Regions from separate parts of the Homo sapiens genome. Here region 2 is linked to region 1. A link is an interaction called in ENCODE POLR2A ChIA-PET data of the cell type or tissue named here. Cell type or tissue: CD4-positive, alpha-beta T cell. All regions are shown on one strand.

The links. ChIA-PET counts read pairs that join two places held together with the same protein. Peaks named below come from ENCODE experiments on the same cell type or tissue, not always from the same donor. Only the 100,000 strongest peaks of a DNase experiment are listed, where the experiment ranks them.
Region 2: POLR2A ChIA-PET joins it to region 1 with 10 read pairs; 7 of 35 experiments call an interaction of 5 or more read pairs at or near these places.

Annotation. Positions count from the first base shown.
Region 1 is chr6:152,182,085-152,190,084 of GRCh38, forward strand. SYNE1 (spectrin repeat containing nuclear envelope protein 1) reads right to left here. Exons shown (of 146, transcript NM_182961.4): 128 at 7,168-7,323. Among named protein-coding and RNA genes, the nearest start is that of SYNE1-AS1, 190 kb to the right of the region's middle. In CD4-positive, alpha-beta T cell, no CTCF peak of the experiment used is centred here; DNase peaks (open chromatin) are centred at 1,507, 2,967, 3,317 and 4,407; H3K4me3 peaks cover 3,967 bases; H3K27ac peaks cover 5,785 bases.
Region 2 is chr6:152,306,852-152,314,851 of GRCh38, forward strand. SYNE1 (spectrin repeat containing nuclear envelope protein 1) reads right to left here. Exons shown (of 146, transcript NM_182961.4): 88 at 3,837-4,022; 89 at 3,545-3,667; 90 at 2,984-3,166; 91 at 1,638-1,781. Among named protein-coding and RNA genes, the nearest start is that of SYNE1-AS1, 70 kb to the right of the region's middle. RefSeq lists an enhancer at 2,789-3,988. In CD4-positive, alpha-beta T cell, no CTCF peak of the experiment used is centred here; DNase peaks (open chromatin) are centred at 3,050 and 3,740.

The sequences.
Region 1 (8,000 bases):
TTTTTAATTAGATTGCCTTTTTATTACTGAGTTCTGAGAGTTTCTTATACATTATATATATACAATGGGCTTGTTTTCCTATCTCTAGGTCTAGAATTATCCTTTCCAGAATTCTAAAATTTTCTGATTTCAAAATATAATACTCTTGTGTTCATAGTGCTGGTTGAAATACTAAGGAATGTTTCTAGTTGAGTTAAACTACACGTTGGCAAAACATAATATGATTTGGTAAGAAGGTCTGAAGACGTTCTTCCACAGTCTTGTTCATAATGCTAGCTATTCCACTATTCATTCCACTGCATTAAACATATCCCTATTGATTTTATTTTACCCCCAACATTTTATTACAAAACATTTCCGACACAGAAAAGCTGAAGGAATTGGATGGTAAGCACTCATTACATACTCCCTGGGCTCAAACTGTTAACATTTTGCTATATTTTGTTTTAAGACATTTTCCTTCCTTAATACATTTACTTTTTATGTATTTCAAACAAATTTCCTTTTTAAAATGAAAATGAAAATATTTCTAAGGTATTATACACTTTCTAGTTATCAATTCTGTCTTGGATTTGCTCTGTTAATGATTAGACAGATAACACAAAACTAAATATCTGTGATTCTACATCCTTGTACACTAGTCCAGGAGCCCAGGATACGTATCCCAAGGCCAGCCTTAGGCATAGTGAGTTGCCTAGAGAGTGAGCCCCATAACCTACCATAAATTTTGAAAGGCCACCATGAGAAATTTATTCTTTTGATTCAATTATGATCTTTTAAAGTAAAAGTTTTTCTGGGTTGGGTGACACTGGTGAACCTACTAAGTATTTCCCCATTAGTATAATTTAGTTTCTCATTGAGGTTTTTGGAGGCAGAATAATACAGAACAGTCAAAGGGCAGTGAACTTGGGGTAGGGCCTACTAGAAATGGAAAAAGCTAAGGAAACAGAGATTTAAAAGTTTTGGGGACAAATTTTGTCACTTTACACCATACCCCAAATAGCACTGAAGAACATAATCCTTCCAGGACCCCTTACCCCTCTAGCTCTGAGAGCCGCGTGCACTCTGATCTTCTGCTGATCTCTCAGATTGAGAACTCTCTGGTGAATACGGCCTTTTCCCTTTCATTCACAGAGCAGCAAGAGTCAGGAGTCTGGCTGGTAGTTAAAATCCCGGTTCAATTGATGGCCAAACTGAAACTATACTCTTATTATTTGGACTGCCCAAAATAATCATTGTCTATGAATCGAAGCTGGGCCTGGTGGCACATGCCTGTAATCCCAGCACTTTGGGAGGCCGAGGTGGGCAGAGTTCAAGACCAGCCGGGCCAACATAGTGAAACCCCACCTCTACTAAAAAAACAAAAATTAGCCAGGCGTGGTGGCAGCCATCTGTAATCTCAGCTACTCGGGAGGCTGAGGCAGGAGAATCGCTTGAGCCCGGGAGGCGGAAGATGCAGTGAGCCAAGATCACACCACTGCACTACAGCCTGGGCAACAGAGTGAGAAGAAAAAAAAAGAAAAAGAATCGAAACTCCTGCCCTTCAGACTGAAGATGAACAAGTAACTCCTTACACTGCCCCCGAATCTTGGCCATAAGCCAAGAATGAACTCTAGGCCTTTACTCACCAATATCTGCAGGGAGGATGGTCCCAAAATAGAAAAATATTACCTATTACTTTCATAGGTAAGTATTATTATCCCCATTCCAGAGACAAGGAATATGAAAGTTGGACAAATTTGGGGCACTTGTTTAGAATCAGTACAAGATAAGACCAGCAAAGTTTGAGTCTTTGACATGGGGTGCAAATATGATTAAATATCCAGAGGCAGCTGATATTCAAAAATAGTTCATCCATCACTGACTAACTGCATGATCAGGACAAGGTCCCTCATTTTCTCTACGACTTACTCCTTTCATTTGGAAATTATTCTTATGTTTGCTCCAAAAATTCATTAAACAAATGTTTATTGTCTGTAGTAAACAAGTGTCTCTATGTGCCCAGCACTGTCCTATCAATATGGTAATATTAGAGAAATAAGAGAGTAATTTAAGAAATTGACTGATATGGCCAGGCGCACTGGCTCACGCCTATTATCCCAGCACTTTCGGAGACTGAAGCAGGTGGATCACTTGAGGTCAGGAGTTTGAGACCAGCCTGGCCAACATGGTGAAACCACATCACTATTAAAAGAATACAAAATTAGCAGGGCATGGTGGCAGGTGCCTGTAATCCCAGCTACTTGGGAGGCTGAGGCAGTAGAACTGCTTGAACCCAGGAGGCACAGGTTGCAGTGAGCCAAGATCGCACCACTGCACTCCAGCCTGGGCAACAAGGGTGAAACTCTGTTTCAAAAAAAAAAAAAAAAAAAGAAAGAAATTGACTGATATATATTAAAGACCTGACAACAGCTGGCCATTACTATGCTGTTGCTACTAGTACTATTATACATGACTACAGGGCATCACTTAAGTTTTAAATTTTTTTTCCTCCCTTGACACTCATGTATTCCATATCTCCACTAAGCAGCTGGATTATACACATATATAGATAGATAGATAGATAGATAGATAGATAGATAGATAGATAGATAAAATATATATTAAATCCCTTGTGTTTATCACACACCATGAAAATGTTGCTTTCATTTTCTTACCACGGAGCTACACCTTAAAAAAGACACAGTGAGGCTACAAGCACTGGGTGCAAACCCAGGCCAAACGCTTTTCAAAAGATAAGGGCAATGGCATCTTCCTTCTGGTTTGTACATCTAGTATTTAGTCTATATACTAAGTAAACATTACCATCTCTTTCTTTGGATTCAGATGAACCCTCAAATTATTTATCAGCTTAGCACCTATTTATGTTTTTGCAAGGGCACAAATACATTGCATTGCCAACAGCTGAGAAGCACCAGCTAAAACCTTCAGAGTGTGCAGCAGCTCAACAGGAAATACATCCTTTTCTGGTTGAAATATTTTTACCATGATGTTTTGACAAAACAACGAGCAATTACGATGATGACATATACTTATATTTCAGCTAGAATTACACACAAATCTACAAACCAAAACAGAATAAAAACAAGTATAAGCTCTGGCTGTACACAGGCACAACAAAACATTTGGGCTGTCTACTTGAAAACAGATACTTTAATATATTAACTCTGCCCTGCAATGTTTACTCACGGCCTCTATTCCGCATTCTCATCGCCAGTCCCAGGTACTCCAGACTCCTCATCAACTGCTTTGGTCAGAATAGGAACAGACTACTTGCTCCTTAGTAGGGATAATGTTATGTTGAACTCAAGTTTTGACTTTTACAATGAGACATGGGCACAAGCTCATTTCCTTTTGTGGTTTCATACTTGACAGAAATTCACCAGAAACAACTAACTCAAGAACGAGAAACTAATCTATATCCTCCTTAGAGTTACATCCTGGCACCTTGATCAAACCCATGACTAAACTCTCATTGGTTTAAATATTATTTTTCAGACTGAAGTATTAATAACGTAAGTACGCTTTAGCTTCAAGCATTAAGACACTTCAACATGGAAAGTTTCTAAAAACACTATGTATTCCGTTTGCTGTTTCTTTTTAACGTCTTAGTCTCCTCACAGGTGCAAGTTATTAATCTATTTACAGCATATCGCATGATCAACATCAGCTTTTGAAATATATTTTCAGATGGCTGTCTAGATATATCTAAGTCTGGAGAACAATTTTACAACATATGAATGACTACTTTAGCAATTAATAATAGCAATAATTCCATGGCATTTTTATACAACACTTTTCCTAAATCAAAAAGTATTGCATAACCATAATCTTCTTAATCTTCAAAATATTCAAAATCTTGTCATTATTTTACACTAAGAGAAACGTAAGTATGAGGAAATAGAATCGATGCCATAATGTCTTCATTATAAACAATACATCATGAACACTTAGCTACTCTAGACACTGAAGATGCAAAGAAATGGTCTTTGCATATCAAAGTCCTCATATTCTTGGAATGAGGTCACAAACATTGAAAAGAATAATAACACAATGCCACATAATGGCACAACCAAAAGAGAAATAAGAATTCAGAGGACCAAGAACATACTGAGGGCTGAGAATTTCATAAGTGACATCACAGGAGTTGTGGAATGTAAAAGAAAACAGGTTAGAAAATTAGAAGGGAAGACCGGGCACGGTGGCTTACGCCTGTCATCTCAGCACTTTGGGAGGCTGAGGTGGGCAGATCACCTGGGGTCGGGAGTTGGAGACCAGCCTGACCAACATGGAGAAACCCTGTCTCTACTAAAAATACAAAATTTACAGGGCGTGGTGGCACATGCCTGTAATCTCAGTTACTCGGGAGGCTGAGGCAAGAGAATCACTTGTACCCAGGAGGTGGAGTCTGCGGTGAGCCGAGATCACACCATTGCACTCCAGCCTGGGCAACAAGAGAGCAGCTCTGTGTCAAAAAAAAAAAAAAAAAAAAAAAAAAAAAAAAAAAAAAAAGAAGAAGAAGAAAATTAGAAGGGAAGAAACAGTGTCGGCAGGAAGAGTGGCATAATCCAGGTCTTTGGGGAGGGAAGTTCATGGCATGTTTGAAGCAAACAGGATCCAATCTCTAAAATATTATCTCTCTGAAGGCTTCACAGGCATCATTTAGCTAAAGCAATAGATCTGGTCTAATTCAATTCATCGAACATGCTAAAAAATATTAAGAGAGCAGGTAGTGCTAGACTTCTCCTAAAATTAAGAAAAACAGATGAATGGGCTCACAAACGTAACTGAAGGTTGCTGTGATAATTTCCCACAATTTGTACCCACCAAATATCTTTCATTTTGATACATCATGATAAAGTCTTTACATTGCAAAATTATAGGATGATTTACTGTATAATAAGGTATTGCTTTCAGTTTGAAGAATTCAGAAATGAATCAAGTGTTGTGATTAGCATTACTACCCTCTATGCGTAAATCCATGTAAATTCCTCATTGTGTTCACTGAGAAAATGAAGCTTTGTGAAAGTAGCCAAATTCATTTTGAACTCAAATCATTAACATGTTGGTAAAAGCCATCTCATACATGTATCCCCCGTTTTAAAAAGTATATATTCATAGGAAACTGCTCACACATCTACCATGTGTGCTCCAGAGTTTTCTGTTGGCCCACGGATTGAGAAAAACATGGGTTTTCACCTAAATATACAGAGAGAAATTTTCCTGAAAATACACTTCTTGTTGATATCACATCAATCAAGAGGCTCTGAGCCTCTTAAACTCTGTTTAATGGTTCCTGAAGTATGAGGATAAGCATCTCTAAAGTCAGAGAAAGGGTGGAGGATGGGAGACAAAAGAGATCCCAGGGCAGCACAATTGGCAGGGACATAAGAGTAGGGACATAAGAGCCCCCTCTCAACAGCCCCTTCCTCAGTCTTCCCACACCAGCTTTTTCCAGCCAGTTCCTCTGCTCCAACTGCCACCTTGTCAGAGTGTTCATTTGCTTCCTCCCATCAATCAGTCTCCTCCACTCCCCTTTTCGAAACTCAATTCAAAATGTATCCATCTCAAGAAACATTTCCTTTATTCCTTGCCATCCACACTAGCCTTAGCTTGCTTAAATCTTTATACAGTTTGTGTGTGTGAGAGAGAGAGAGAGAGATGGAGTTACGCTCTTGTTGCCCAGGCTGGAGTGCAATGGTGTGATCTCAGCTCACTGCAACCTCCGGCTCCTGGGTTCAAGTGATTTTCCTGCCTCAGCCTCCCAAGTAGCTGGGATTACAGGCACCCGCCACCATCCGCGGCTAATTTTTGTATTTTTAGTAGAGACAGGGTTTCACCATGTTGGCCAGGCTGGTCTTGAACTCCTGACCTCAGGTGATCCACCCGCCTCAGCCTCCCAAAGTGCTGGGACTACAGTCATAAGCCACCACACCTGGGTCCTTTAGACAGTTTTATACATTGTTTTTACCTGTTTATGCCTGGTTTTCTTCTTAACTGTACACATTCTCCTAGACTGATTTTAGTCTCAGATCAAGTTTAAACTTGACGATAGGGACATTTATTACAGTTTGTTAACATCACAATTATTAAGATGACTGATCCATTTAACAGAGATGTATCACAGCCTATTATGTGCCAGGCAGGGCACTCGGGGTATAGAAGTAACAAAGACAGGGCCCTGCTTCCTGGAGAACATAACCTCAAGGCATTTGGGTCTGTTCTTCATTATGAGCCTTTGAATCTGTTTTTCCTCTTTGCCTAGGATGTCTTCTCGCTGCCTTTCCACCAATCTTTCCCTTTCATTTCCAACTCAAAGTCAATCTGGGATATTTTTTTAAAACGTTGTGCACATAGAAGGTATTTAATAAATGAATAAAGTATGACTAAAAATAAATGAATATAAATTACCAGGAAACAACTACAGTAAATTAAAAGTGATAATAAATATTCCCTGAACAAAACCAGCTCCACAGTATTAGCTAATGTTGCAAATACAACAGTAGTTTTTCACGTTTCAAGTATATCTACCCAGCAAAATCACATCTGTGAACCATAACATTGTGCTTTCTCTTAAAAATATTATGCCAGCGGCCAGGCACGGTGGCTCACGCCTGCAATCCCAACACTTTGGGAGGGCGAGGCGGACAAATCACAAGGTCAGGAGATCGAGACCATCCTGGCTAACACGGTGAAACCCCATCCCTACTAAAAATACAAAAAATTAGCTGGGCATGGTGGCAGGTGCCTGTAGTCCCAGCTACTTGGGAGGCTGAGGCAGGAGAATGGCGTGAACCTGGGAGGTGGAGCTTGCAGTGAGCCGAGATTGTGCCACTGCACTCCAGCCTGGGCAAAAGAGTGAGACTCTGTCTCAAAAAAAAAAAAAAAAAAAAAAAAAAAATATATATATATATATATATATATATATATATATAAAATGCCAGCCAGCAAAAGTGAAAGAAAAAGAATCCAGTTTAGGTTTTTCTAAAATGTGGTAAAATATAAATGTATTGATCTGAAATGTTCTGGTAGTAACCACAGTGTTCTTCCTTTGTCCGTACTAAGAATTATGGGCCGGGTCCACATGTGGGTTAACCCATCTGACGTTCAAATTCATCTCCCAATTTTCCATCATCAAGATAATTCCATTTTTAGAACTTATCTTACCTGGTGGCATAGTTCTTCCCACTGCCTTTGCAGAAGCTCTACGCGTTCATTAAGAATGGAGATATCATCAGCACTGATATAGGCAGAGAGGGTGTCCTTCAGCAGGCTCAACTGGGTCAAGTCATCTGTCCAGCTCCCAACTGCATTTTCTAATTCCTAAATAAAAAAACAAACTTGAATACCCACGGACATCTCCTGCCAATGATTTCTGAAGTGTTTTTGAATCCCCTCTTGATAGAATTTCCTTTGTATAGCCCTCAATTTAAATATCTAACTTGGGATCTAGAGGCACATCATGGCAATATTACAGATTTGGTTCCAGACCACTGAAATAAAGTATATATCACAATAAAGTGAGTCACAAATTTTTTGGTTTCTCAGTGCATATAAAAGTTATGTTTACACTATACTATTGTGTATAAAATGTGCAATAGCATATGTCTAAAAAAACCAATGTACATACCTTAATTTAAAAATACTTTATTGTTTAAAAATGCTAATGATCATCTGAGGCCTCAGCAAGTCATAATCTTCTTGCTGGTGGAAGGTCTTGGCTCAACGTGAAAGGCCATTGACTGATCCAGTGGTGATTGATGAAGGCTAGGGTGGCTCTGGCAATTTCTTAAAATAAGACAATGAAGTTTAAGCAGCACTGATGACTCTTCCTTTTACAAAAGTTTCCTTGTAGCATGTGATGCTGTTTGAGAGCATTGTACTCACAGAACTTTTTTCAAAATTTGAGTCATCCTCTCAAACCCTACTGCTACTTTATCAACTAAGTTTATGTAATACTTGAAATCCTTTGTTGTTACTTCAACAATATCCACAGAATT
Region 2 (8,000 bases), 120 kb after region 1:
CATGATCTTGCCACTGCACTCTAGCTTGGATGATACAGCAAGACTGTGTCTCAAAAAAAAAAAAAAAAAAAAAGCACAAGTTTCTTGGGGAAGAAAAACCGTACAACAAAAAAGTTTAGTAGTAATAACAATTATTACTCCAGAAAAGATTTTAAAAATATCTGTACCATGATAGAAGAGTTGTTACAACAAAATTTTGGATCTTCCTAGATGGGATTAAAAATCGTTTCAAAATAAATATGTAATATATAGTCTAACATATAGACCTACATAAACAGTGGTTTCAAAAATCTACATAACACTTTCATTTAACCATTGTGTAAGAAAAATCATTAACATAGATGATGTCTACAGTTGTTGGAGTAAATGTAGATGGGATATTTAAATGATTTTGTAAGTCATATATAAATGAAAATTATTAATGTTTGTAGATGTCAAGAAATTAAATAATTAATTGCATTTGGAGAAGAGGGTGAGATTTTTCATCCTTACAAAGCAATACCTTGAATCTTTTGAGAATCTCAATGTGAGTGGTTTGGAAAAATTGTTCATTTTTCTCATGACAAAGTTAAAATAGAGCATATGGAAGGATATATTCCATATACTCTATCCTTAGTACAGAAAAAATAAGACAACCTTCTCCCAGTTATTTACCAAAATTCACAGTGCTATGAACCAGCCCCCAAGGGAAAGAGTGAATTTGACCTATATGGAATTGACAGGTCAGGAAAGGAAATTCCCTGCTAAGCTCAATCACTCAAGGACTATGATGTCTGGGACAGGGACTGCACAAGGAGTGGTCAAGTCCTAAGGTCATAATGATGCCAAAGGAACAAGGAAAGAACATTTGAAAACGAGGCACATGTTAGCTGGCCCAATCTGAAAATTAGCAAAGTAAACAACCTGGACCATCCTCTGATTTTGGGGAGAGGAACTGAAATGACTAATATGTCAAAGAAGAAAATGTTTAAAATATTAAGTCTTGTTTGTTTGTTTGTTTGAGACTGAGTCTCACTCTGTCGCCAGGTTGGAGTGCAGTGGCGCGATCTTGGCTCACTGCAACCTCTGCATCCTGGGTTCAAGTGCTTCTCCTGCCTCAACCTCCGAAGTAGCTGGGATTACAGGCGCATGCCACCACACCCAGCTAATTTTTGTATTTTTAGTAGAGACGGGGTTTCACCATGTTGTCCAGGATGGTCTCCATCTCCTGACCTCATGATCCACCCATCTTGGCCTCCCAAAGTGCTGGGATTACAGGAGTGAGCCACCAAGACAGAGATCAATGCAGCAAAGCTTTAAGCGTTGCTGTTTCTCGTAGGCATTAAAAACAGGGTATGGACTGTGTTTTAGTGTATTAACTGTGAGAATTCTGGGTGCAGGAGATGATAATCAGTGGGTCCCAAAGGATATAATACGAACAACGTGTAGAGAGGTTATGGAATCAAGGGGAACGCACGTGTTACTGAATCAACAAAAACGGCACTCACAATGCTTAGATAGCCAAAGAGGCCTCTCAAGAGTTGAACACATTAAGTGCAGGACAGGGGAAACTGTTCTCTTCCATTCTCTAGAAACCAAACATATACTCTAATCAAGCCAGTTTCCTGCCCTCGGTATTTCGCCTACATTCCTCTCACCTCATGCCGAGAAATCTGAGCCTGCAGCTCCTGTATGTTACTGGTGGCAACAGGTTTATCCTCAATCTCTCTGTGAGCTCCTTCTATCAGTTGCTGGAGATGTTTCATTTCTTGCTCATATTGTTCATATTGTACCACAGCTTCCTTTGAAAAAAAAAAAAAACAGAAAGATAGACAGTTTTTTTTCTCTACCAATAACTAGGTAAGTGATTCTGTAGTTTAACTCCTATTTACCTGTACAGGTAGGGAATAAAGAAATGATGGGTAAAATTCCTAGATGGTTTGAATTCCTCACTTTATGTAGATATTTCAGAACTTTCTCTCTAAAATGTTGTAGCAAAATTATTGATGGAATCAAAATAGTTAAGTGGTTAGGATTCTTTCTCTCTCTTTTCCCTACTGATATCGTCCTGAAGATGGAACATGACGGTCAGAAAGGGTGAAGCAGTGTGGGAAACATTATTTCATTTTTCCATCTAACAAATACTGAATATATAGGTAAGACACTTATCTAAGTGCTACGGTAGGGAATAAAAATACGAATTATGGGCTGGGCGCAGTGGCTCAAGCCTGTAATCTCAGCACTTTTGGAGGCCAAGGTGGCTGGATCATGTGAGCCCAGGAGTTCAATACAGCCTGGGCAACATGGTGACACCCCCATCTCTACCAAACAAAAGTATATACACATATGAAGTATGAATGACTTTTAGCCTCAGGAATTTTCTGTCCAACAAATTACAAGATAACAGGGAGGAAAGGGTAGTTGACCAAATGAGCCACTAGTGATTTTAGTGAGATGCTATTGATACAATTTTTGGATAAAGCAAGAATTATTAGTTGAAGGGAGACATAAGGTAAACACTGTCATTTCTTCCTGGTAAATGATTTTCTCTTACTAGGCAAAGAGACTAAGAATTATACTTGAGTGCATTTTTTTAGGCACTCAAAAGAAAATGGATTTAATGCTTTAATAAGCTGAAATATGAAAAAAACTCTGTAACACAAGATAACAGTAAACCTGTATTATCAGTTTGTAGATGATTCTCAGGTGAATAATAAGAGATAAAAACATGTAATTGCATAGAAAATTAATCTTTACAAGTTATTTATTTAAAAATATCACTAAAAGATAATTTTCACCAAGGATATTTTTTATATAGCATTCCCCAGGCTTTTGTGGGTGATCCAAATGACAGCATTTTAATCTCCTTATTTTATAAAACCACAACAGCCTGTCAGATTCAACACCCTGGATGTGTTTTGATGGCTGAGCCCACACAATGCTAAGAAAAGAAGCCCATGATTCATCAGCAATTGCTCTACTGGTGTGGGTACCCTGCACCTGCCTGCATGATGTTACACTGCTGGATGGCGGTGTGCTGCAGCCGGCTGGCCTCTTCCTGCAGCCGCAGAGCAGCATGACAGAGAGGTAAGCTGGCAACCACATCCTCGGGGATCCGGAGGGCACTCTGGCAGAGCTGCACTGCTTGCACCTTCGGCTTCAGTGACTCCATCTCAGACAACAAATGCTGAAAATGCAATTTCATAGTTCAAAAATTTAATATTTAAATCATTTATTTCATAAGCAAAAGGCACTAAATTATAGTTACGTTGCAAGTTATAAACATTTTGCAAAAAAAAAAAAATGTTTAAAACAGTGTTGAGTTTAGGGGCTGGACACAGTGGTTCACGTCTGTAACCCCAGCACTTTGAGAGGCTGAGGTGGGTGGACCACATGAGTTCAGGAGTTCGAGACCAGCCTGGCCAACATAGGGATACCCTGTCTCTATTTAAAAATAAATTAAAAAAAATAAAACAGTGTTGAGTTTAGGAGGCATTTTTCCTTACTATCCTCTTTTAAAAATATAGGTCCCTGTCCCTATTTACTCCAAGTTAGTTTGGCTTACCTGCCGATGAGAGAGCTGCTCCTTGAGACTGAGACGTCCAACTTCTGGAGAAGTCAGTGTTGCCTGGGCTTGCTCCAAGGCAGCTTGTAACTTTTTCAACTCTGCTTCAAATTTTTTCATATCCTAGAGAGTCAATATCAATGTATTGTACTTGAAGTTCAAAGCCATAGGGGAAGAATAACATCACAGTCAAGAAACCACATCACAGGTGAGCACTATTTCCATAGTGGCATTGCCATTTTCTTTCAATGATAGACATTTTTTTCTGTTTCTTTTTTTTTTCTTTTTTTACCTTAGCTGCATCTTGGAGGTTCTGCAAACGAATTTTGATCATCTGTCGCAACTCCTCAGTCTCCCGTCCCAGTTCTGCCACTTGCTGAGACATTTTTTCTGTACAGTACACGCTAGTGAGGTACTGTAATTTCTCAGTCATTGCTTCCAGCTCACTGTCAATTTCTTTGGATTCTTCTAGCAGGGTCTAGAGTGAATTGTCAATATTCATGACATTGACGGGCAGGTAGAGGGATATAGATATTCAATATAGCTTGGCATAAAATGCCCTGTGTAAGTTCTGTGTGTCCGTTATTGTGTTTAACCTTCACCCCCCATGACCACTTTCTACTTGGTAGCCACTTACTATTATAACTATTTCACAGAAAAAGAAATCACAGTTTAGGAACTGTAAACAATGTGCAGAGGTCACATGTCATACTACGTGTGGGACCATGAAGCTCCTGCTCGGTCAAGCCCAAGCTGCCCCCTCGTGAGAACAGGACATAGGAATTCTAGCAGTGAAAAACCCAAACATACTAGGTGTCTTATTTGTATCTCTGGGTCTCCATTTTCTCATATTTAAACTAAAGAATCACTTTTCAGCTCTCATATTCTATACGACTGAAGTTCATATTTGTCTAAGAAATGAAAATAAGAACAAGAGCATTACAAGCAAAAACCTTGGCTCACTTGCTTTAAGTGAGACAAAGGGGTAGAAGATACGTGCAATAACTATCAAGAGAAGCAAAAACATCCCTGATCATTCAGAGTGGTATCATCTACTGGGTCTATCAGAAATACAATGGATAAGTAACCATTCAATGTACAGTCTATGAAAAGTAGAACGAAAGAGAAGCCAGTGTGAAGAGATGACTGCAACTTGGGGAAGATTGGGAGAAGGTCTCCGGGAAGAATCACATCTGAGCCCAGTCAGAAGGACTTTTGGGATCTGACAGATGAGGGGGAAGAGGAAAGACATTTCAGACAGAGAGAACAGCATATGCATAGGTACAAAGATGCGTGAATCTAGAACACACAGTTAGTGGGGTGTGTAATGTGTAAAGAGGAGAAATGAGGAATAGGATATTATTCTTAGGCAATAGACTATTTATTTATTTCTTTTTTGAGACGGAGTCTCGCTCTTTCGCCCAGGCTGGAGTGCAGTGGCGCAATCTCAGCTCTCTGCAAGCTCCGCCTCCCGGGTTCACACCATTCTCCTGCCTCAGCCCCCCGAGCAGCTGGGACTACACGCACCCAGGTGCCCGCCACCACGCCTGGCTAATTTTTTGTATTTTTTAGCAGAGACGGGGTTTCATCGTGTTAGCCAGGATGGTCTCGATCTCCTGACCTCGTGATCCGCAGGCCTTGGCCTCCCAAAATGCTGGGATTACAGGCGTGAGCCACTGCGCACAGCCGGCGATAGACTTTTTTTAATGAAGTACTTTCTTTTCTCACAATAAATGTTTATAAATATATATTTAACAGATAAATATTTATCTGTATATGATATATGATATGTATTTATACAAGATATATTTATCTTTTTTTTTTTTTTTCTGAGACGGAGTTTTGCTCCTGTTGCCCAGGCTGGAGTGCAATGGCGTGATCTCGGCTCACTGCAACCTGCATCTCCTGGGTTCAAGCGATTCTCCTGCCTCAGCTTCCCGAGTAGCTGGGATTACAGGCATGAGCCGCCACGCCCAGCTAATTTTGTATTTTTAGTAGAGACGGGGTTTCTCCATGTTGGTCAGGCTGGTCTCAAACTCCTGACCTTGTGATCCGCCAGCCTCGGTCCCCCAAAGTGCTGGGATTACAGATGTGACTCACTGCACCCAGCCCCTATACAAGATATATTTATTTTTAACACATAAATATATATAGTAAGGATATATATATATAATCTGTTAAATATATATTTAATGTAAATGTATAATTTAAGTATATTTATTAATAATTTAATTATTTTAAATGATTTAAATATATATTTACTATATAAATATATCAAATAGAAAATATATGACTTGGAAAATATTGAAAATATAAAGAAGAAAACAAAATATCTCATCACTTTATAACCCAGAAATAACTTTAAGAGTTAACTGCTGATACATTTGGGCACATTTTTAGGTATTAATAATTGAGGTCATAACATGACTATAGTTTTCCATCTTTCTTTTTCACCCGACCTTAGCGTTACCGGAAAAAGGTCCCAATCCAGACCTCAAAAGCGGGTTCTTGAATCTTGTGCAAGAAATAATGTGGGGCAAATCCAGAGTAAAATGAAAGCAAGTTTATTAAGAAAGTAAAGGGATGAAAGAACGGCTACTCCATTGACAAAGCAGGGTGTCCCCAAAAGCAGGAAAAGAAATGCATCCACCTTAGGTACAATGTCTGCTTATATATAAGACAACAAAGCAAAAAATCACGGCGGAGATATGCTCTGCAAGGGCCTGTGACAAAAGATTGTTGATCTTTGTGTAACTGCTGTCTTCTATAAGAATCTATGTTAAAATTATTTTTTAAATATAGATCCAAGAATGCTTTTGTTCTTAAGATACCAGGATATCAGGACATTGCCTGAGTCTGTTATTTCCCAGATCTATTAAGGCCTGGGTATCTTCAGTTAGCATTATCAACCTGTCTAACCATAATTATTCTGTGACTAAGAATGCCTGACGTGGGAATGCTACCCAATAGGTGTCATCCTCATTTACCCAGCCCCTATTCAGGCCCCTACGAAGTCACTCTGGTTCTCACATCTCTGACATTAGAAAAAACACAATGGATTTTCTTTTCTTTTTTTTTTTTTTTTTGAAATGGAGTCTTGCTCTGTGGCCAGGCTGGAGTGCAATGGCGCGATCTAAGCTCACTGCAACGGCTGCCTCCCAGGTTCAAGCGATTCTCCTGCCTCAGCCATCCGAGCAGCTGGAATTACAGGCACTCCCAACCACGTCCAGCTAACTTTTGTATTTTTAGTAGAGAATGGGGTTTCACTATGTTGGCCAGGCTGGTCTCGAACTCTTGACCTCAAGTGATCCACCCCTCTTGGCCTCTCAAAGAACACAATGGCTTTTCTCACAGTGCACTCTTTTTAAATAAACACAGGCTGCTTTACTTCCTAAAGGGGGCACGTGAGAACTCACCAAAAGAGTCTACAGTCTGCGTTCTCTCTTCAGCTTCTGAGCCAGATCATCTCAGGACCTGGTGTCTTTTTCACTGTGCCCCATGATGCAGTCAACCCACCCTACTGCTCGAGTCATAGAAACCTGGGAATCATCCTTGACTCCTCCCTGTCTTTCATCGTTGACTCCTCCCTCTCTTTCACCCAATTCAGTCTCCAAATTGGAGAATTCCAGCTGCTTAGTATCTCTTGACTTTGTCTTCTCCTCCTAATCTCCAAAGAGAGGCCTTGTCATCTTCTACTGAAATACTGAAACCATCTTTTATATTGTCTTACTGTCCTCAATGTGTTTTCCAAAGGCTGCTAAATTTGCTTTCTGAAAATACAAGTCTGAACTTGTCCTTTGCAGGCAGAATATCAGTTTCAGAGGCTTCAGAGTGACTTCAGGATAAAGTCCAAATTCCCAACAGACTTTTAGGATCTTTTTCTTATCTCTCTATTCTTATCTCTTATCCCTTGTACCAGCACCAGAAAACACTCCTCACATTTACTGCTAGGATTTCAGCATACATTTTTATCTAAACACATTCCACAAGTAGGCTGTCATGTTTTTCAGGACTCAGCCCATCATCACCTTTTCCTGAGAAGCCTTTCTGCACTTTCCTCTTAAACCCCTGGTGGGCGGTTGGGTTGAGCACACTCCTGTGGGCTCCTTCAGCACCTGGGCCCTCTGTCTTTGCACAAATCACACTATATTGTACTGTTTCCTTCTATCTGTCCCCTCCCCTAAATAATCAACTCCCTGGGGTGGGGACAGGGAATATCCTTTGTACCCTAAATGCCTAACCAAAGTCCTAGTTTGGGAAAGGACTGTATGTTTGTTGAATAAATAAACAAACGCTTGTATTCCCAGAATTTGGGGATGCCAAGGCGAGTAGATCGCTTGAGGCCAGGAGTTTGAGACCAGTCTGGCCAGCATGGCGAAACCCCATCTCTACTAAAAATGCAACAATTAGCCAGGTGTGATGGCACGTGCCTGTAGTTCCAGCTATTCAGGAGGCT